Linked DNA regions of Homo sapiens: region 2 is linked to region 1. Evidence: read pairs that join two places in POLR2A ChIA-PET (ENCODE). Cell type or tissue: PC-9. All regions are shown on one strand. Links, peaks and the distances in the headings refer to the core of each region. The heading gives the core; the rest is flanking DNA. Region 1 overlaps GFPT2 (glutamine-fructose-6-phosphate transaminase 2). Region 2 overlaps LOC102725231 (a long non-coding RNA gene).

Evidence for each region. ChIA-PET counts read pairs that join two places held together with the same protein. Peaks named below come from ENCODE experiments on the same cell type or tissue, not always from the same donor. Only the 100,000 strongest peaks of a DNase experiment are listed, where the experiment ranks them.
Region 2: POLR2A ChIA-PET joins it to region 1 with 9 read pairs; 3 of 35 experiments call an interaction of 5 or more read pairs at or near these places.

Annotation. Positions count from the first base shown.
Region 1 is chr5:180,309,608-180,321,158 of GRCh38, forward strand. GFPT2 (glutamine-fructose-6-phosphate transaminase 2) reads right to left here. Exons shown (of 19, transcript NM_005110.4): 10 at 9,186-9,349; 11 at 7,356-7,451; 12 at 7,157-7,254; 13 at 6,734-6,854; 14 at 4,200-4,357; 15 at 2,823-2,937. Among named protein-coding and RNA genes, the nearest start is that of MAPK9, 23 kb to the left of the region's middle. RefSeq lists an enhancer at 4,142-4,436. In PC-9, for the core only: no CTCF peak of the experiment used is centred there; a DNase peak (open chromatin) is centred at 4,254; H3K4me3 peaks cover 940 bases; H3K27ac peaks cover 321 bases.
Region 2 is chr5:180,472,817-180,484,367 of GRCh38, forward strand. It overlaps LOC102725231 (a long non-coding RNA gene), which reads left to right. Exons shown (of 4, transcript XR_941323.2): 4 at 10,299-10,468. Among named protein-coding and RNA genes, the nearest start is that of CNOT6, 16 kb to the right of the region's middle. RefSeq lists an enhancer at 2,009-2,540. In PC-9, for the core only: no CTCF peak of the experiment used is centred there; no DNase peak of the experiment used is centred there.

The sequences.
Region 1 (11,551 bases), core at 2,975-5,474:
CACTGCGTTGGTCAGGCTGGTCTCGAACTCCTGACCTCAGGTGATCCGCTCGCCTTGGCCTCCCAAAGTGCTGGGATTACAGGCATGAGCCACCACGCCTGGCCCCAGTAGAAAGGCGCTACGTGTACTCCCCATTTCATCATAAAGGATATTACAAAGAGTTGCAATTTACAGACTAATAATTTTTACCACCTCATCAAGGCCATTCCTTTTTTTTTTTTGAGATGGAGTATCACTCTGTCACCCAGGCTGGAGTGCAGTGGTGCGATCTCGGCTCACTGCAAACTCTGCCTCCCAGGTTCACGCCATTCTTCTGCCTCAGCCCCCCGAGTAGCTGGGACTACAGGTGCCCACCACCACGCCCGGCTAATTTTTTGTATTTTTAGTAGAGACGGGGTTTCACCATGTTAGCCAGGATGGTCTCGATCTCCTGACCTCATGATCTGCCTGCCTCGACCTCCCAAAGTGCTAGGATGACAGGCATGAGCCACCGTGCCCAGCCTTTTCTTTTTGAGATGAAGTCTCGCTCTTGTCGCCCAGGCTGGAGTACAATGGCACAATCTCGGCTCACTGCAATCTCCGCCTCCTGGGTTCAAGCAATTCTCCTGCCTCAGCCTCCCAAGTAGCTGGGATTACAGGCACCCACTAGCACGCCCAGCTAATTTTTGTATTTTTAGTAGAGATGGGGTTTCACCATGTTGGCCAGGCTGGTCTCGAACTCCTGACCTCAGGCGATCTGCCCACCTCGGCCTCCCAAAGTACTGAGATTACAGGCGTGAGCCACTGCGCCTCACCATCAAGGCCATTCTTTTTTGTTTTTTGAGATGGAGTCTCACTCTGTTGCCCAGGCTGGAGTGCAGTGGCAGAATCTTGGCTCACTGCAACCTCTGCCTCCTGGGTTCAAGTGATTTTCCTGCCTCAGCCTCCCGAGTAGCTGGGATTACAGGCACCTGCCACCACATCCAGCTGCTTTTTGTGTTTTTAGTAGAGATGGGGTTTCACCATGTTGACCAGGATGGTCTCGAACTCCTGACCGCAGGTGATCCGCCCACTTCAGCCTCCCAAAGTGCTGGGATTACAGGCGTGAGCCACCGCGCCCGGCCATCAAGGCCATTCTTAAGGGAAACTGGGTGTGTGCTGGTGAAGGACACAATGACCAGTAGGCCTTCTAGTGTGCTGGGTGCCGGGCACAGCCACCACTGCCTTTGCAAATGTGGACACAGGCAAAAAAAAAAAAAAAAAAAAAAAAAAAAAAAATTTTTAGTATAAAGAATGTATTACTATGTGAACAATTTTGTTCAAAGGGCTTTGCAGACACCCAGGACCTGTGGACCACATCTGGAGAACCACTGACTTAGACGTCAGAATTGGGTCCTGTTTTGCATGGTTATGACCTGGCTTAAAGGAAGAATGCTTTTCTCAGAAATAAACTTTCAGCAAGCTGTCTCGGCCAGTGTCAGGCCCCGAGGGCCTGGAATTGACCATTCTCTATGATGGCCCTTCCCCAACTGCCTGCTCTGGGGTTTGGCCCTGGCTCCCAGGGAAGCTCCAGCGTCCACTCTGTCTCTGGGAGGGCACTCCCCAGAAGCCCCATGATGTCCTGTCCGCAGTGAGCGTTCCATGCCAGCCTGGGGCGAGGCTCGATTCATCTCCGCCTCTCAGGCCTGCACAGAAGTCTCTCTCCTACTCTGGCATGTGAGTGACTGAAGGAGGTGAGCTGCTGCTTATCTTGGCAGGCCAGGGATAGCACATGGGACAGGGCACGGCACTGGTTCTTAATATATGTGGTGGATGAATGAAGAAAGGGGAGGCCACGGTCCCCAAGGAGGTCATGATTTAGTGCAACAGATATTGTATCTCACCAGCTACGACAGCTGCGACTGCTGCTGCCCAGCAAACGGGGAAAGTGTGGTGGGGCTGCCAAGGAGCGCCTGGCATAGGAAGGACCTGGGGCCATTTGCTCTTTCTCGAGTACTTACTGAGCACCTACTGTATGCCTGCCCTGTGCTGGACACCAGCTGTCCAGTGGCAGCTCTGGCAGACAGAGCTGTGTGTTCACGGAGCCGACATGTTAGTTGGGGGAGACAGGCCAGTCAACAGGTGAACAGGGAATTTCAGGTCATGAGGTGTGTTATGAAAAAAATAAACAGGCTAATGTTTCACAGAGTGCTGGCGTCGGGGCCTCTGTGAGCATGGCCAGGGAGGGTCTCAGGAGGTGACATTTGAGCTGAGGTTTGGGAGATGAGAAGCTGTCGGCTGTATGCAGAGCAGGAAGAAGATGGTTCAGCAGAGTAAAGAGCCAGTGCGAAGGCCCTGCGGTGAGAAAGCACTGAGCACTGCTGAGGACCAGGGAGGCAGGGAGGCTGAGGACCAGGGAGGCAGGGAGGTGGGGAGGCTGAGGGGCAGGGAGGCAGGGAGGCGGGGAGGTGGGGAGGCTGAGGGGCAGGGAGGCAGGGAGGCGGGGAGGCTGAGGACCAGGGAGGCAGGGAGGCTGAGGACCAGGGAGGCAGGGAGGCGGGGAGGCTGAGGACCAGGGAGGCAGGGAGGCTGAGGACCAGGGAGGCAGGGAGGCTGAGGACCAGGGAGGCGGGGAGGCAGGGAGGCAGGGAGGCAGGGAGGCAGCGCGGCAGCGCAGGGGGAGGTGGGGGCCGAGCAGGATGAGGTCAGAGGCAGCAAGGCCTCCAGGAGGGAGTTGGGGAAGCTAGGAAGTTTTAGGAGGAAGAAGAAATGAACAACATCCTGTACAGGTGAGAGTCAACAGAGAATGGCCAGCAACAGTCCACTAGATCTGAAAACATGGAAAGCTGAATTCTAGAACATACCAGGTAAAGATCTCAAGCCACGGATGATCTCTTGCCTCCTGTTTTGTAGTGAAATTCGGTCTTCAGACATCATCAAACCAAACATCACCAGAGAGATGAACTGACTGGTATAAGCCTGTGCACAAAGAAGGAGGTGGCAGGGACCTTATTTTCACTTTTTAAATCAACTTTTATTTTTGAGACAGGGTCTACTCTGTTGCTCACGCCTGAGTGCAGTGGCGAGATCACGGCTCACTGCAGCCTCAACCTCCTCAAGTGATTCTCCCACCTCAGCCTCCCGAGTAACTGGGACTACAGGTGCCACCACCCTGCCCAGTTAATTTTTAGGTTTTATTTATCTATTTATTTATTTCTATTTTGTTTTTGAGACAAAGTCTTGCTGTGTCACCCAGGCTGGAGTGCAGTGGCTCGATCTCGGCTCACTGCAACCTCCACCTACCAGGTTCAAGCGATTCTCCTGCCTCAGCCTCCCGAGTAGCTGGGATTACAGGCACCCGCCACCACACCCGACTAATTTTTGTGTTTTTAGTAGAGACGGGGTTTCACCGTGTTAGCCAGGATGGTCTCAAACCCCTGACCTCAGGTGATCCCCCTGCCTCGGCCTCCCAAAGTGCTGGGATTACAGGCCTGAGTCTCCGCACCTGGCCTAAGTTTTATTTTTGAAGGGACGGGGTTGCCCGGGGCGGTCTGGAACTCCTGGGTTCAAGGGATGCTCCCGCCTCAGCCTCCCACAGTGCTGGGATTCCAGGGGGGAGCCCCGTGCCAGCCCTAAAGGACTTTAAAATAAGCATCTCCAAGGTGCTCAAAGAGCCACAGGACAACATGGACGAAACACAGGAACGTGGCATGGGAATAAAATGAGACTAAATGAAGATATGGGGGCCGGGCACGGGGGCTCACGCCTGTAATCCCAGCACTTTGGGAGGCCGAGGCGGGCGGATCACGAGGTCAGGAGATCGAGACCATCCCGGCTAACACGGTGAAACCCCGTCTCTACTAAAAATACAAAAAATGAGCCGGGTGTGGGGCGGGTGCCTGTAGTCCCAGCTACTCGGGAGGCTGAGGCAGGAGAATGGCGTGAACCCGGGAGGCGGAGCTTGCAGTGAGCCGAGATCGCGCCCCTGCACTCCAGCCTGGGCGACAGAGTGAGACTCCGTCTCAAAAAAAATAAATAAATAAAATAAAAATAAAAATAAAAAAAATGAAGATACGGGAATCCAAGAGGGGAGGGGAAAGGAAAGGAGCGGAGAGAAGGGGTGAGGCGGGAAGGGGAAAGAAAGGCGGTGGCGCGGGCAGAGCAGGCCGGAGGAGGGCGGCCTCTGGTGCACCTGCCTCCGCCAGGCTCTCCCTGGGACGGGCGCCCGTGGCTCCTCCTACCTTGGTGCTGGCCACGCCGATCTCCGGCCCTGCGTTGATGTGGACGCCGCAGTCGGTCTCGCGAGAGATGGAGCTGCCCACGGTGTTGGTGACGCCCACGGTGAGAGCGCCGCGGTCCTTACAGTAGCGCAGCGCCAGGAGGGTGTCCGCGGTCTCGCCTGCCGCCCAGGGGCCCTCTCAGTGCCGCGCTCCGCCAGCCTCGGCCCCACCCCAAACCCCTTCCTCCTTCACCGCCGGCTCTTACAGGGAAATCGGCGCCCGAGACACAGCCAGCGGGTGTTCAGAAAGGAAAACGCTCGCTCAACAGCCTTTTCGGTTGATTCTTACATTCAAGGTGTGTTACTATTTGTGGCAAGCATCTTTTCATTTAAATCTCGTGACAACCCCGTGAGGACCATCGTCCCCATTTTCCTCTTGAGGATGAGGGCTCAGAGACAGGAGGAAACCGGTGCTCTGATCAAAGCCATACAGCTGGTGACAGGTGGGCTTGGCTCCCAGCGCCCTCTCTGCAACTGAATAAGCTGCCTTATTCAGAACGTGCTGAGATGGAACAGATTTAACATCTGACAAGCAGGAATGTCCCCAAGTGGTGTTTCTCAGCTAGATCCTGTTTGAAAGGACACTTCTTGCAAGCCTCTCAGTGTGGACTCAAATTGTTTTTAGAATAAAGCTAAACAGCTTCATGCATAAACCAGCACAAGCTCCCTATGTTTGTGAGTCCTAAAGCACTCAAATTAAATTCAGCATAAGCCAGACTATAAAATCAAAACTGTTGAAATCCTCATGAGTCGGGAGGCTGTTCTGTTTGCAGGGCCACTGCTCTTGGCTGTGTCTGTCCCAGCTTTGCAGGGCAGGCAGGTGCCGCCCGGTGCTAGGTGGCCCAATTCTCCTCTGCTTTTCTTTCTTCAGAGCCCTGGGTTATGGCACTGGAGTGTCACGGGGTACTGCGGTGAGGGTGCGGGAAAGGGGGTTCTAACTTCTGTCACCCGCGCCCTAGGGTTCGATAGTGTTTTTTCAATCTCATTAAAGGGCTGACTTCTATACACACAGAGATTCGGAAGCTGCCACTGCATTATTTTCATATTAGCTCCACCTCTGTTCTTTTGTTAATGTCTCCCACCAATTTATAAAATAGTCTGAGGCTCTGGTGGGATCAGAAACCCAAAGGTGAACACGGCAGCAGCTCCTGCGTCATAAGGTGGTGGGCCGGATGGTCGGTGTATCTGTACTGGTTTTTCTTCACTTGTCAACAAAATGGAAATGGTATTTAAAATGGAAAATGGCAGGAGTACTAAAAGTCCTAATAGATGATAGGGCATTACAATCAGTATTTTAGTTGTGGTAGTAACACCGTGGTCATACGTTTTTCTTTTTCTTTTTTTTTTTTTTGAGACGGAGTCTCGCTCTGTCGCCCAGGCTGGAGTGCAGTGGCGCGATCTCAGCTCACTGCAAGCTCCGCCTCCCGGGTTCACGCCATTCTCCTGCCTCAGCCTCCTGAGTAGCCGGGACTACAGGCGCCCGCCACCACGCCCGGCTAATTGTTTTATATTTTTAGTAGAGACGGGGTTTCACTGTGTGAGCCAGGATGGCCTCAATCTCCTGACCTCGTGATCCGCCCACCTCAGCCTCCCAAAGTGCTGGGATTACAGGCGTGAGCCACCGCGCCCGGCCGGTTATATGTTTTTCTTTTGTCATTTTAATCATGCAGCCTGAAGTATTTATATGGATGAATATCATGATGCCCGGGATTGGCTTCAAAGTAACCCCATGGAGACGAGGGGTTAATATGAGTGTGTCCGACCGGCACAAGATGGGCTGGATAAGGCTAGGATATTCATTATATGAAAATTCTACTTTTATAAAGGCTTGGAATTATCCGTAATTAAAACATTTCAAAAATCTTCCACGAGCTCAAGGAGACTCCAAGCCTATGGCCCTGGATCACCTCCCTGAGACAGCTGGAGCAAATGTCAAGCCCAGTGTTGGGATGGCACCAGATGGGGTGCATGTAGCTTGGGAGACCTTCCTTGGCCCTAAAAGGGAGCACTGTCTCCCCCACACCTCCCCCTGCTGGGCAGCATGGGCACTGCATGCCACAGGCAGCTCGGCTTGGACACTTGGGCACAGAGCCCATACTGGGTCCTCCACGTGACTCTCAACCTAACAAAATGTTAAAGGAGATGCTTTTTCTATTAACATAAATCAGCAAACATTTATGAGCACTTCGGTAAGTGGTCCTTGAAGTCTTGGATAGGCAAGAAGAGGGAGAAGCCACGGGGCAGGGGAAAGACTAACGTGCGTGGATTTCCAGCCCAATCCCAGCTGTCACCCCCTGACTGCATGGCCTTAGACATCTCTTGCCCTCCCCGTACAATGGCGACAGTAATCCATGGCTCTACGGGTTAAATGACCGCTGCAAGAGAGGGTTCGCAGCACAGGGTAGCCATGCAGAGGACTTAACTGAATGAAGGAGAAGAGGAGAGAGCCCAGAGCTGACCTGATGCAAGGCTGGCCACAATGCCTGTGTCCCTTACCTGACTGGCTGATGAAAAAGCAAACGTCATCCCTGAACACAGGTGTGTTCCTGTCCAGAAAATCACTAGCAAGTTCAACCATCACAGGAAGCTCAGTCAGTTCCTCCAAAACTTGCCGCGTCTGAAGCCAACAAGCAAGCATGGAGACTAAAGTCAGTCACAGGCACGACAGGGACATGGGGCAGCTGGGCTTCTAGGGACAGTTTGTGACACGGAACCTCACTGTCCAGGTGGCGAGGGGACTTCGGTCACCCACAGGCCACCTCGAAGATAAAAGGGCTCCGTGTCATTTCTCACGCTAGCTCATGGGAATGGGTACAAGGGCTTAGCCAAATTCAGAAGGCCACATGAGTGATAAAACTGAAGGCCAGTGTCTGGTCCTAGACTGCCGTCGACTTCCCCACGCACATGTGTCACACTTACAGCCACGGCAGCGTGGTAGCTGGTTCCACAGCCAATCACGATGAGCCGTCGGCATCGTCGAATCTCCTTCAAGTGGTCCTTCAAGCCACCCAGGAGCACTGCAGGGCACACGACAAGGCGTTAATGCTGAGTCTACACAGTCACCGCATTCCCTGAGACTAGGCTCGGGCGGAGGCTCCCCACCGAGTGTAGGAATTACCTGTGTTGGTTTCAAAATTCACCCGACCTCTCATAGTATTGAAAACTGATTCTGGCTGTTCGAAGATCTCCTTCTGCATAAACGCACTGAAGTTACCTGGTCAAATAAACGTCTGGTCAGTTTTAATTTCATTATATTTCACTGCTTTTCATTATGCAGCAGCGATAGTAACTCCTGTAAAGCTTACTGCAGATTCCCAAAGGCATCCCCAGGGATTACCCTGCCTGACACTCACTACCATCAGAGGGAAGCAGGTCAGGAACCAGGACTATCTCCAATTTACATATTGGACCCTGCAGCTTGAGAAAGGGAGGGATTTGCCCAAGGCATGCAAGTAACAAATGGCCTGGCTGATCCCTCTGGGCCATGCTCCCTTAGCAAGGCCAAAAGAAAGTAAAGTGCTTCACTCCCAAAAAGCCATCCAGCTAGGAAAGTACAGCTAAGCAGGCCCAAAGAAACAGGCAATTTTCCTTCTAATAAATACCCTCCTGGTTTCCGTAATAAAAACCTTTCCAGGCCGGGCGCAGTGGCTCACGCCTGTAATCCCAGCACTTTGGGAGGCCGAGGCGGGCGGATCACGAAGTCAGGAGATCGAGACCATCCCGGCTAAAACAGTGAAACCCCGTCTCTACTAAAAATACAAAAAATTAGCCGGGCGTAGTGGCGGGCGCCTGTAGTCCCAGCTACTTGGGAGGCTGAGGCAGGAGAATGGCGTGAACCCGGGAGGCGGAGCTTGCAGTGAGCCGAGATCGCGCCACAGCACTCCAGCCTGGGCGACAGAGCAAGACTCCGTCTCAAAAAAAAAAAAAAAAAAACCTTTCCAGCCACACAGGCATTTCCAGGGCTCTGATTTGAGTGGGATTGGATGGTGCTGATGGGACAATGGGGCTGCAGGGTGTTCAAGCCCCTGCACCTGATGCTCTGGAGGTACCCACAGGCAGGGCAGGCCGTGTTCTCTAGGATACGCACACTCATGACACCAACATCGCCCATGCTCCCGGCCTGTCTCCCATGACCTGGCACTTGTGCGACGAGCAAATGAAGCAAGTGAGGGGAATGAGGGGTGGCCACCATAGGGGAGGGGCTGGGGAGGGACCATGGCAGACACAGGAGCAGAGAAGGAGTCTCTGAGGGGGTGACATTTCAAGGGAGCTGGAGGCAATGAAAAGGAACCAGTCCTATGAGAAGAACAGCGAATGCAGGGGCTGTGGCGGGGCACAGTGGGACAGAGGGTTGAGTGTGGTGGGGCCAGGCTTTGGCCCCACTGGGGTGTGGGGTTTGTGGGCTGTGGCAGGGAGTTTGGATTTTATTCTAAGAACAGTAGGAAACCATTGGAGGGCCTTGAGCAGCGGGATGATCACAGGGGCTGATTCATGTTCTTAGACGTTTGCTCAGGCTGCCCTGTGGGGTAGAGGTTGTAAGGGGACAGAAATGGGTGCAGACAGAGAGGCTCTCCTTGTAGGGAGAAAGTGTACCCCCACCCCCCATTTACTGCAGACCTGCAGACTTCCACCCAGAGGAGAAATGATGCCTGAGGGTGGGCATGTGTCCCGCGGAGTCGGTGAAGGAAGGCAGCTGACACACTGGGCTCAGTTCCAGTAGGAAAGACCTGGCGGCTGGCTGCACACAGGAGCCCCCGCTTGGAGGTGCCAGGCCAGCCTCCCCACATCCCCTCACCTGTGCAAGCCACAGGCTACCTGCAGCCCCGCCCTGGTGGCCACAGAGGGCAGGAGGGCTGTGGCCTCTACTAGGACCAGGCAGAGTGTCAGGAGCTCCACCAGGCGCGCTGGCTCCCGAGGCTGCCGCACGTGGACTCTGGAGGACACCTGCCTTTCATGATTTGCTGCAGTTCCATCTGCAAGGTCTGGATGGCTCGAGATGGGTCATCACTGGCCGAGCGCTTGACCCGGTGAATGGAGAGTTTCCCATCAGCCACTGCGGCGATGTCATCGTCCTCCAGGAAGATGACCCGGTTGGTGTGCTCTATGATAGCGCTGGGGCAAGGGAAACAGGCATCATCAGTGCCCTGCCCTGAGCAGTTACGAGGCAGCAGCCCCTTGCTGGTTCCCAAGCGTGGAGGCCACATCGTTGGCATTTTAGGAGGGACAGAGAGACCACACTAAAAACATTGATTTGCAGGTGAATCTTCCTTTTCTTCTCCACTCTTCCCTCCTGTCCCCACGGAATTATTTTGAAGCCAGTCCCAGACATTATATCATTTCTTCTGTAAACACTTTACCATAGAGCTCTAAAACTATTTTAACCTACTATAATACCATAATCATATCTAAAATGAATAGTTGTTCCTTTATATCATCAAATATTCAGCATGTTTACATATCTCCAATAATCTCACGGCTGTCTTTTTATAACCGGTTTCTTCAAATCAGGATCCAAACAATGTCACCTCTGGAAGATACTCGAGAACCAACACATTATTCTGAATCGTGAAGGGAAAGAATAAAGCATTTATCTCGCCTTTCTAAACAATCTGTCTTTCAGAACAACCACATACTTTATGAAGGCAAGTTTCTCTAAGAAGTGATACAGCTAGTAATGAAGAAATAATAGAAGAATCAATTTATGAACTCCTAATTATTAATAGCTCTAATCAAGGACCATTCATGGCTGTTGAAACCAGAAGGTAAAAAGCTGGACGAAGCTTTATCATGGATGGATAAGGCTGGCAACACTCAAACCCCTGATGGCTCTTAGCACAAAAAGAGAGATGGTGAGACATCACCCGCCTCCTGATGGAAGGACACACCACCAACTATGTAGTCTTGCCAAAAAAAATCAAACCTGAATAAGATCGAGCTTTTAACACTTGTAAACTCCAGCGTACAGGAAACACAGGGGACAGAGGAAGATGGTAAATGACACCAGGGGTTGCACTCAGCAAAACCCAGACAATGGGAAACTCATCAGGACAAAAGACCTAGTTTCTTACACACACACACACATACACAAAGGAGCCCTAAAAGTAGTCTACAAGCTATGCTTACCAAAGAAACATAGGGTCATTGTGTTTATTTATTTATTTATTTTGAGACAGAGTCTCGCTCTGTCGCCCAGGCTGGAGTGCAGTGGCGCGATCTCCACTCACTGCAAGCTCTGCCTCCCGGGTTCACGCCATTCTCCTGCCTCAGCCTCCCGAGTAGCTGGGACTACAGGTGCCCGACACCATGCCCGGCTACTTTTTTGTATTTTTAGGAGAGACGGGGTTTCACCGTGTTAGCCAGGATGGTCTCGATCTCCTGACCTCGTGATCCGCCCGCCTCGGCCTCCCAAAGTGCTGGGATTACAGGTGTGAGCCACCGTGCCCAGCCCATTGTGTTTATTTTTATAACTTTCTCTGTATGGAAAAGAATAATGATTTTTTTCCCTTGAGATCATAATACAAAGTATCTTTTAAAATCATTTTAAGTTTGAAAAGTTGCTAAATGAAAAAGAAAGGTGATTAATGGTATATAGTTGTGGTATAAACCATCAGGTTGGGCTTGAAGGACTACTGGAGAAAACACTCTCGGCCGGGAGCCCTGGCTCACACCTGTAATCCTAGCACTTTGGGAGACCAAGGCGGGAAGATCACCTGAGGTCAGGAGTTTGAGACCAGCCTGGCCAACATGGCAAAACCCCGTCTCTACTAAAAATACAAAAATTAGCCAGGTGTGGTGGCGGGCACCTGTAATCCCAGCTACTTGGGAGGCAGGAGAATCACTTGAACCCAGGAGGCGGAGGCTGCAGTGGGCTGAGATTGTGCCACTGCACTCTAACCTGGGTGACAGAGCAAGACTCCGTCTCAAAAAAAACACTCTCATTCTATCAAGAGCCACACCCACACGTGACTGCCTGAAAATGAACACTTAAACTCCTGGTGCAAAGGTAAAGAGAGAAACCATCAAGGTCTAAGGCTCTAAAAGACGTATATCCAGCCAGATCCTAGGGAAGAAAGAGAAAGAAAGATGGCAAGCCACTGTACTGGAAAAAATATTTTAAACAAAACTTTGTATAAAAGTATACAAATAACTTCGTATGCTTTGTATAAAAGTGTACAAATAACTTCGTATGCTTTGTATAAAAGTGTACAAATAACTTCGTATGCTTTGTATAAAAGTGTACAAATAACTTCGTATGCTTTGTATAAAAGTGTACAAATAACTTTGTATGCTTTGTATAAAAGTATACAGAGCTTT
Region 2 (11,551 bases), core at 4,996-7,495, 170 kb after region 1:
AGCCTCCTGCAATGCCCAGGACATCCCCTGAGAGAACTGCCCAGCCGGTTGAGAAACCCCAGAACAATGCATGGCACAAAATGTGAACTCAATCAATATTCGTTATTTTTTAAGAGCTGCAGTGAAAATTATTTTCCTTATCATCGATGTACAAGTGTGAGAGTGTCTCACAGAAACTATCACTCCCTTCAAATACTCATGGAACATTTATCAAAATTGTTTTATTCAGCCATAAAGAACATCTAAGTAAATTCTAAAATGTAGAAATCATACAGAATATTTTCTCACCATGAAGCAATAATTGAGAAATTAACTACCAAGGGGAGCTTCTTCCTGCTCCACCCCTACCTCCCTTCACCTATCCAGAATTCCAAAGCTATCTGGAATGTTTAAAATGTCATAAGTAACTGTTTGTTAGAGAAGAAACACAAAGTGAAATATTAATTTATAAAGTAACATAAATAAGAATGTTATATGTTAAGAGCTACTGAGTACAAGGGAAAACTCAGGAAAATAGTCCTATGAAATTTTATAAAATAAAGAAAATTGAAAACAAATCAGCTAAGCACTTACTTCTAGAAAGAAAATGAATAATAAAATAAATACCAAGAGAGTAGGAGGAAATTAATAAAAATAAAAAAGAAATTAATGAAATAGAACAGTAGGCTGGGCGGGTGGCTCACGCTGTAATCCTAGCACTTTGGGAGGCCAAGGCAGGCAGATCACCTGAGGTCAGGGGTTCGAGACCAGCCTGGCCAACATGGCGAAACCCTGTTTCTACTAAAAATACAAAATTAGCCAGGCATGGCAGCGGGCGCCTGTAATCCCAGCTACTTGGGAAGCTGTTTGGACCCGGGAGGCAGAGTTTGCAGCGAGCTGAGATTGTGCTACTGCATTCCAGCTTGGGTGACAGAGTGAGACTCTGTCTCAAAATAAAAAATAAATAAACTTAAAACTTAGCTGGGTGTGGTGGCGCACACCTATCGTCCCAGTTACTCAGGAGGCTGAGGTAGGAGGGTCACTTGAGCCTGGGAGGTCCAGGCTACAGTGAGCCATGATTGCAGCCACTGTACTCCAGCCTGGGTGTGAGACCCTGAAAAAAAAAAACAGAAAGAAAAAAGAAAAGAAAGAAAGAAATACAAAAGTAGCATCCATAAATGAGTACTTTCTAAAATGCCAATAAAATACACCAGCAAAATACTTATGTTAAAGAGAGCTCTGGCTGGGCACGGTGGCATACACCTGTAATCCTTGCACTTTGGGAGGCTGAGGAGGGAGGATTACTTGAGGCCAGGAGTTCAGGACCAACCTGGCCAACATAGTGAGACCTCGTCTCCACTAAAAAAAAAAATTTAAGAGATAAGAATTGTTTAAAGCTAATTAAAAGGATATAGTAACATAGACAAAACTCTGACAAGTCTAACTTTAAGGGGGAAAAATAAGCAACAGATACAGACAATGTCAGGAATGAGGAAAGAGATATAACCACAGATATACAGGAAATTAAAAACTGTAAGAAAGAATTCTGTTTAGTATGGCATATTCTCTACAGCCTCTCATCCCCAAAACGCCACAAAAACTATAGTAAAGGAGTGGGGATGGGCAAAGAAACGCACAAAAGGAAACTAGGGAGAACAGAGAGGGGGAAAGGACAAGAAAGTTTGGAAGATGAAAAGTAGATATTTGAGCCATAACTGACTTAGAGTTCCGACAATGTAAACTAATCCAGAAGAGGGGAAAGCTGAGAAACAGGATTAAAACCTCAAGACCCAGCCCCTGCCCCACACCTTGGGTCCTACAATCTGTTGGGATCGGCAAAGCGGCCGTCCTGGTCACCCCAGCTCTCACTCCACACGCAGGACCCTGGCACGGTGCCATCTGCCCTCAGCAGCAGCAAAGCCTGGGAGAGTCCCTCACCCTGCTCTACCACCAAAGCACTGGTGGGCTCTGCAGGGGCAGCATCTGCAAAGCCTCATGTCTCCCTGCCCCCTACCCAGTGGCGTCTGCCCCTTTTTCCCATGCAAGTCATCTAGCAACACCGGGCCAACCCGGGATGTGCTCCTGCTCCCACCAGCAGGGACTGAAAGGGTGCCCCGGTGGCACCAGAAAAACAAAGCACAGGAGACTAACATCGCGAGGGCTCAGAAAACTAAACTGCCTTCAGAACTGAAGCCCACAAGTAGACAGAACCTACATGCTAACCTGGGCAGCTGCCTGCTGAAACAGAAGCCTGAAATAGGATTGAGGATCCCAGAGCCAGCACAGTGGCTCAGGCCTGTACTCCCAGCGCTTTAGGAGGCCAAGGTGGGCAGATCACGTGAGCCCAGGAATTTGAGACCAGCTTGGGTAACATAGCAAAAACCCCATCTCTACAAAAAATACAAAAACGAGCCGGGCATAGTGGCATGCGCCTGTAGTCCCAGCTACTTCGGAGGCTGAGGTGGGAGAATCCCTTGAGCCTGGGAGGCAAAGGTTGCAGTGAGCCAAGATCACGCTACTGCATTCCAGCCTGGGCGACAGAGCCAGACCCTGTCTCAAAAACAAACAAACACAAACAAACAAAAAAACGAACAAACAAACAAAAAAAAACCGGCCTTGCGCAGTGGCTCAGGCCTGTAATCCCAGCACTTTGGGAGGCCAAGGCAGGTGGATCACAAAGTCAGAAATTCGAGACCAGCCTGGCCAACATTGTGAAACCTCGTCTCTACTAAAGATACAAAAATTAGCTGAGCGTGGTAGGGTGCACCTGTAATTCCAGCTACTCAGGAGGCTGAGGCAGGAGAATTGCTTGAACCAGGAGGTGGAGGTTGCAGTGAGCCGAGATCGTGCCACTGCACTCCAGCCTGGTGATAGAGCGAGGCTCCATCTCAAAAAAAAAAAAAAAAAAGGTATTCAAAGAAATCATGGCTGAAAATTTTTCATACTTGGCAAAAGGCATAAACCTACAGATTCCAGAATTGGGGAGAGCACAAAGAAATTATTTTTATTAATTGTTATTACTATATTATTATAGTTTTCAGAAGTTTAATTATGATGTGTCTTGGTGTGGATTTCTTTGAAGAAAGAATCCCAGAGTGCTGGGATTACAGATGTGAGCCACCATGCCCAGCTGTTTTTTTCTGTTGTTGTTTGTTTTTGAGATGGACTCTCACCCAGTCGCCCAGGCTGGAAGTGCCGTGGTGCGATCTCGGCTCACTGCAACCTCCACCTCCTGGGTTCAAGCGATTCTCCTGCCTCAGCCTCCTGACTAACTGGGATTACAGGCATGTGCCACTATGCCCGGCTAATTTTTTGTATCTTTAGTAGAGACAGGGTTTCACCACATTGGCCACGCTGGTCTCGAACTCCCGACCTTGTGATCCACCCGCTCTGGCCTCCCAGAGTCCTGGGATTACAGGCGTGAGCCACCGCGCCCGGCCGCTTGTATCTTTTTGAGAGTGGCTCAGCATAATGTTCTTGCAATTCATCCCCGTTGTTGTGTGTCTTGATGGCTCCTTTCCTTTTACCTGCTGAGTAGTGCTTCACGTAATGTTCATGCAACTCATCCCCGTTGTTGTGTGTCTTGATGGCTCCTTTCTTTTTACCTGCTGAGTAGTGCTTCACGGTTTGGACGCATGACAGTCTGTTTAAGCATTTGTCTGTTGAAAGATATCTGAGTAGTTTCTAGTTTAGGGATATTATGAATGAAACTGCTATAAACATTCATGTACAATTTTCTCCACGAAAATAAGGTTTCATTTCTCTGTGACAAAGGCCAAAGAATATAATTACTGAGTTGTATGGTAACTCCATTTTTAGTTTTGAAAGGAATTGCCAAAATGTTTTCCAGATTGGCTGTATCATTTTACATTCTCACTGGCAATGTGTGAGTTAAACTGTTTCTTTGCATCCTTGCCAGCATTTGGTGTTATCACTATTGTTTATTTTGGTCATTCTAAAAGGTATATAGTGATAGCTCATTGTGGTTTTAATTGGTATTTTTCTACTGACTAATGATGCTGAACTTTTTTTATTCTTTTTTTTCTTTTTGAGACAGAGTTACCAACCTCCGTCTCCCAGGTTCAAGCGATTCTCCTGCCTCAGCCTCCCTAGTAGCTGGGACTACAGGCGCACACCACCAAAAAAAAAAATTTTTTTTTGTATTTTTAGTAGAGATGGGGTTTCACTATGTTGGCCAGGATGGTCTCGATCTCTTGACCTCGTGATCTGCCCGCCTCGGCCTCCCAAAGTGCTAGGATTACAGGCGTGAGCTACCATGCCCAGCCGATGCTGAACTTTTTTTAGGTGTTTATTTGCCATCTGTATACCCTCTTTGATGAAATTCCTATACATACCTTTTGTATATTTTCAGATTAGATTGTTGGTGTTTTTAATACTGAGGTCTGACAGTTCTTTCTTTATTTTATTTTATTTATTTATTTGAGATGGAGTCTCGCTCTGTTGCCCAGGCTGTAGTGCAGTGGCACGATCTTGGCTCTCTGCAAACTCTGCCTCCCGGGTTCAAGCAATTCTCCATCCTCAGCCTCCTGAGTAGCTGGGATTATAGGCACGCACCACTATACCTGGCTAATTTTTGTATTTTTAGTAGAGATGGGGTTTCGCCGTGTTGGCCAGGCTGGTGTTGAACTCCTGACCTCAGGTGATCCACCCACGGCAGCTTCACAGAGTGTTGGGATTACAGAGTCCTTTATATATTTTAGATACAATGCCTTTGTCAGATATGTGACTTGCAAATATCCACTCCCAGTCTATAATTTGTCTTTTCATACTCCTAACAGTCTTTCATTGAGCAAAAGTTAATTCTGATGAAGTCCAATTAATTGACATTTCCTTTTATGGATGGTGCTTCTGGTGTCAAGTCTAACAACTCTGCCTAGACTGGGTCCTGAAGATTTTCTCCTATTTTTTTTCTAGATGTCCTGTAATTTTACATTTAAGTCCAAGGTCCATTATAAGTTAAAAATTGTAGGCCGGGCGCAATGGTTCACGTCTGTGATCCCAGCACTTTGGGAGGCTGAGGCAGGCGGATCACGAGGTCAGGAGATTGAGACCATCCTGGCTAACACAGTGAAACCCCATCTACTAAAAACACAAAAAATTAGCCGGGCGTGATGGTGGGCACCTGTAGTCCCAGCTACTCAGGAGGCTGAGGCAGGAGAATGGCGTGAAACTGGGAGGCGGAGCTTGCAGTGAGCTGAGATCGCGCCACTGCACTCCAGCCTGAGCAACGGAGCGGGACTCCATCTCAAAAAAAAAAATTGTAGAAGATGGGAAGATTAGTTCAGGATCTTTTTTGTGGGATTTTTGCAAGATGAATGTATAATTGCTCCAGCACCATTTATTGAGAAGGTGGCCCCTTTCTCCATTGAATTACTTTCTTCTTTCATCAAAAATTAATTTAGTAGGCCGGGCAAGGTGGGTTACGCCTGTAATCCGAGCACTTTGGGAGGCTGAAGCAAGACAATTGCTTGAGGCCAGGAGTTTGAGACCAGCCTGGCCTACTTGGCGAAACTCCATCCCTACTAAAAATACAAATTAGCTGGGCATGGTGGCACGTGCTGGTAGTCCCAGCTACTGGGGCTGTGAAAGGGAGGCTGAGGTGGGAGGATCGCTTGAGTCCAGAAGGTCGAGGTTGTAGTGAGCCAAGACCGCGCCACTGCACTCCAGCCTGGGCGACAGAGCAAGACCCTGTCTCAATAACAAAAAATTAATTGGGTATATTTGTATAAATCTATTTCTGGGTTCTCTGTCTGTCTCACTGATCAATGTGACTCATCTCTTTTCCAGTACCACACTGTTTTAATTACTGTAGCTAATAGTAAAGACTTGGCATCTGCAAGAGTGATTACTCCCACTTTATTCTTTTTAAATATTGTTTGGCTATTCTAGAGCCTTTCCTTTCCCACAGAAATTTTGGAATAAGCTTTTATGTGTTCAGAAAATCTTGCTGAGGTTTTAATAGAAATTTTGGTAAACCTATAGATCAATTTTGGAGAGAATTTACATCTTTACTATGTTAAGTGTTTAGTCTTTCAATTTTTTTTTTTTTTTTTTTTTTTTTTTTTTTTTTGAGACGAGGTCTCCCTATGTTGCTCAGGCTGGCCTTGAACTCCTGGGCTAGGGCAATCATCTTGCCTTAGCTCCTCAGTAGCAGGGTTACATACAGGTGTGCACCACCTTGCCCCAAATCTTTGCTTGAGCCCAGGAGTTTGGGACCAGCCTGGGCAACATAGCAAGACTCCATCTCTACAAAAAATAAAAATAGGCCGGGTGCAGTGGCTAACCCCTGTAATCCCAGCACTTTGGGAAGCCGAGGCGGGTGGATGATGAGGTCAGGAGTTCAAGACCAGCCTGATCAATATGGTGAAACCCCTTCTCTACTAAAAATACAAACATTAGCCGGGCATGGTGGCACGTGCCTGTAGTCCCAGCTACTCCGGAGGCTGAGGCAGGAGAATTGCTTGAACCCTGGAGGCAGAGGTTGCAGTGGGCCAAGACTGCACCACTGCACTGCAGACTGGGTGACAGAGCGAGACTCTGTCTAAAAAAAATTAAAAATATAAATATAAAAATAAATTAGCTGGACGTGGTGGTGCACACCTGCAGTCCCAGCTACTTAGGAGGCTGAGGTGGGAGGATCACTGGAGCCTGGGAGGTGGAGGCTGCAGTGAGCCATAACTGCACCACTGCATTCCAGCCAACACAACAGCGCGAGACCCTGTCTCAAACAAAACGAAACAGTTGTTATGTAAAGAAATAAATAAATTTTAATGAAAAAAATAAATGAAAGAAATTTAAAGAGCAATTAACCAGAGCTAGGGATAGGCGAGGGAGGGGTGAGTGTGGCTATAGATCTTGGGGTGATGGCACAGTATCTTTTTTTTTCTTTTTGAGGCAGGGTCTGGCTCTGTCACCCAGGCTATAGTGCAGTGGTGTGATCATGGGTCACTCACTGAAGCCTCAACCTCATGGGCTCAAGTGATCCTCCCACCTCAGCCTCCTGAGTAACTGGGAATACAGGTGTGTGCCACCATGCTCAGCTAGTATTTTTAATTTTTTGTAGAGATAGGGTCTCACTGTGTTGCCCAGGTTGGTCTTCAACTCCTAGGCTCAAGCGATCCTTCTGTCTCAGCCTCCAAAGTGTTGGAATTACAGGTGTGAGCCACTGTGCCTGGCCCAGGGAAGCATCTTTTTTTTTTTTTTTTGAGACAGAGTCTCGCTCTGTCGCCCAGGCTGGAGTGCAGTGGTGCAATCTCGGCTCACTGCAAGCTCTGCCTCCTGGGTTCACGTCATTCTCCTGCCTCAGCCTCCAGAGTAGCTGGGACTACAGGCACCCGCCACCACGTCTGGCTAATTTTTTTTTTTTTGTATTTTTACAAATACAAAAACTTTGGCCTCCACCAAATTTGTATTTTTAGTAGAGATGGGGTTGCACCGTGTTAGCCACGATGGTCTCGATCTCCTGACCTCATGATCCGCCCGCCTCAGCCTTCCAAAGTGCTAGGATTACAGGCATGAGCCACCGCGCCCGGCCCCAGGGAAGTATCTTGATTATGGTGGTGGACACCTGAAGCTACATGTAACAAAGTTGCACAGAGAGCCCCTCTCCCACACACACATAAATGAGTGCATGTGTAACTGGTAAAATCTGAATAAACTCTATGGCTTGAACCAATGTCCACTTTCTGGGTTCGAGATTGTATTACAGTGGCCAAGTGCAGTGGTTCATGCCTGTAATCCCAGCACTTTGGGAGGCTGAGGCTGGTGGATCGCTTGAGCTCGGGAGTTCAAGACTAGCCTGGGCAACATAGTGAAACCCCATCTATACAAAAAAAAGAAAAACAAGGCCGAGCGCAGTGGCTCACGGCTGTAATCCCAGCACTTTGGGAGGCTGAGGCGGGTGAATCACCTGAGGTCGGGAGTTCGAGACGAGCCTAACCAACATGGAGAAACTCTGTCTCTACTAAAAATACAAAATTAGCCAGGGTGGTGGCGCATGCCTGTAATACCAGCTACTCGGGAGGCTGAGGCAGGAGAATCGCTTGAACCCGGGAGGTGGAGGTTGCGGTGAGCCAAGATCGCACCATTGCACTCCAGCCTGGGTAACAAGAACAAAACTCTGACTCAACAAAAAAAAAGAAAGCACTCATTGCCAAAGATCTTGTCTGGACACAGCTCTTAAACGTTAAGACTCGAGTCCTTTACTTGGTTGCTTTTGTGTTCTGCTTGTCATCCAGTTTCACAATTTAACGAATCTGAGGCCATTTTTGAAATACTCCGCTTGGTTTGGAAGCCAACACCCTCAGTCCACTTTTGGCCAGCAAGCTCTCAGTCTCTGCATGGCAGAGCATCAGCCTTGTCTTCTGCCACACATGCACCACTCGATTCTGGTGGCAGCAGCCTACAGTACTGTGCCGTCTCTGCTCCACAAGATGCTCGGGACCCCACCAGCCTTCCTGCAGCTCCCATTCTTACTCTGACCTCATGGCCCTCATTCTCATGGTCCCAGATGCAAACTCCCTGCTCCAGGCAGCAGGATGGAAGACAGGCTCAGGAGGAGGCGGCAATAGGTGCGGCCTCCCTTGGGTATGGGAAGACTAGGTTCTACTCATTGGAAGAAGTGTGAATGTGGATATCTGGCCATCAGATATTTGGACTGTGTCAGAAACGTTTGTCTGTTCAACAAAATTCATGCCCTCTCTTCCACTGTACAGATTTATTGCCGGAAGCAGGTGCTCAGACAGAATTGAGCAAGTGATTTCCAGGCTTGTGGAAATCTTCCCAAATCTTTGCTTTTGGTGGGAAGGTATGACTGGTTCTTGCGAATGGGCCAGGAGATGAAGTGATGTGGGTGACTTTGGGCTGAGCTGGTTAGGAAGCACTTCGGCTTTCTTTTCTTTTTTTTTTTTTTTGAGATGTGGTCTCACCCTATCGCCCAGGCTGGAGGGTAATGGCGCGATCTTGGCTCACTGCAACCTCCACCTTCCGGGTTCACGCCATTCTCCTGCCTCAGCCTCCCTAGTAACTGGGACTACAGGCACCCGCCACCATGCCCAGCTAATTTTTTTGTATATTTAGTTGAGATGGAGTTTCACTGTGTTAGCCAAGATGGTCTTGATCTCCTGACCTCATGATCTGCCCGCCTCGGCCCCCCAAAGTGCTGGGATGACAAGCATGAGCCACCACGCCCGACCATGCTTGGCTAATTTTTATATTTTTAGTAGAGACGGGGTTTCGCCATGTTGGCCAGGCTGGTCTTGAACTGCCAACCTCAGGTGATCTGCCCGCCTCGGCCTCCCAAAGTGCTGGGATGACAGGCGTGAGCCACCGCGCCCGGCCGCGCTTGAGCTTTCTTATTCTCTCTTCCCTCTTTACCAGCTGGATACAGAGGGCTCTGAAGCCTAGGGCAGGGGTTCCCCAGGTTTTTTTTTTATGCCGTGACCCCTCCTGGAAGTCTGATGAAGCCCACGGACCTCCACTCAGAATAATGATTTTAAAAACACAAAGTAAAATACACAGGATGGCAAAGGGAACTAGTTATATTGAAATAGTTACAAAACTATTTCAAGTATTATAACAATATTTGTGCATATAATAGCATATTAAATAATAAAATCTTTTGGTAGATCTAATATCTCTCACATTTAAGTAGCAAATGACTGAAAATGATTTTTTTTTTGAGATGGAGTCTCCCGCTGTTGCCAGGCAGTGCAGTGGCATGATCTTGGCTCACTGCAATCTCCGCCTCATGGGTTCAACCTCCTGCCTCAGCCTCCAGAGTAGCTGGGATTACAGGCATCTGCCACCACACCCAGCTAATTTTTGTATTTTTGGTAGAGAGAGGGTTTCCCCATGTTGGCCAGGATGGTCTCGATCTCCTGACCTCAGGTGATCCGCCCGCCTCGGCCTCCCAAAGTGCTGGGATTTCAGGCGTGAGCCACCGCACCTGGCCCATATTTCAGGATACCCCAACACTTTTTTAGGGTTATGAAAATGTTTTAGAGCTAGAGAGAGGCAGTGGTTGCACGCCATTGTGAGTGTACTAAGTAGTACCGAATTGTATACTTTAAAATGGTTCATTTTATATCATGTGAATTTCATCTCAAAAAAGGAACTGGGGGTGGGGAGATCTCCCCACAGCTGTGATAGGGTACAACAGTATCCGGCTGGGGCTTCTACTGGTGATGGTCATGGGGATCGCTCATTCCATTGGGATCTGTTACCTACGCTCAAAATGACAGTGCTAAATTTCTACCCAATTGAGTTCACAGGTCCCTTTGCCTGAATTCTATCCACAGATTCCTTGGTGGTCCACAGACCCTGGAGTAAGAATCTCTGCCCTAGGGGATGACAGGACTGTAAAAGGAAGGGACCTGGGTCCCTGAATCACACGGGGGAAGTCACCTGCTGAATCAGAACGCCTCAACAGCTAGCTAGCCAAGAAATAAACGGAGAGCGTGGCAACCCACAGATTTTGTTTGTATTTGTTTATTAGAGCAGCTAGCATTACCCTGAGCCAACAAATTCCCATTTCTGCTTAAATCACTTTAAATCAGTTTCTACTGTAGAAACTGAATGAGTCCTAATAAATTCAGACAGTGGCCTGTGAATCAAGTTATGCACGAAGAAACTTGGGACTCCTGTCCCGGGGCTCCCAGATAAAACCCTGTGGCCCCCTCCATCTCTGGGAGGACCCACATCCTCTGCATCTCTTCAGATTTTTGCCTTCAGCTCTGCTGATGTTCCTCTTGGAGACCCCGCATGGGGGTTCTGGACTAACCCACTGCCTGCAGAGGCAGGGGAGTGGATGTGAGGCCACCAGTTCAGTGCACAATACCCCTTCGGGTATCCTGGAGACAAACGCCACTCCTCAGCTGGCATGTTGTGGCATCCTGGGACAGTCAGGTCAGTTTTTGGAAACTTAATAAGCATTGTGTTAATCTGGAAGGAACAAAAGTCACCATGCCCTAAACTTTCCAAGGGTAATATCCATAATAAATGCCTGTCCAGGCTGGGTGTGGTGGTGCACACCTGTAATCCCAGCACTTTGGGAGGCCAAGGCGGGCAAATCATCTGAGGTCAAGAGTTCAAGACCAGCCTGGCCAACATGGCGAAACCCCATCTCTACTAAAAATACAAAAAATTATCTGGGTATGGTAGCGCGTGCCTGTATTCCCAGCTACTTGGGAGGCTGAGGCAGGAGAATCGCTTGAACCCAGGCAGCAGAGGTTGCAGTGAGCTGAGATTGCACCACTGCACTCCAGCCTGGGCGACAGAGCAAAATTCCGTCTAAAATAAATAAATAATAATAAAAAAAAAACACAAAAAAGGCTGGGCACGGTGGCTCACGCCTGTAATCCCAGTACTTTAGGAGGCCGAGGTAGGCGGATCACGAGGTCAGGAGATCAAGACCATCCTGGCTAACACGGTCAAACCTCTCTACTAAAAATACAAAAAATTAGCCGGGCATGGTGGTGGGCGCCTGTAGTCCGAGCTACTTGGAAGGCTGAGGCAGGAGAATGGCGTGAACCCGGAAGGCAGAGCTTGCAGT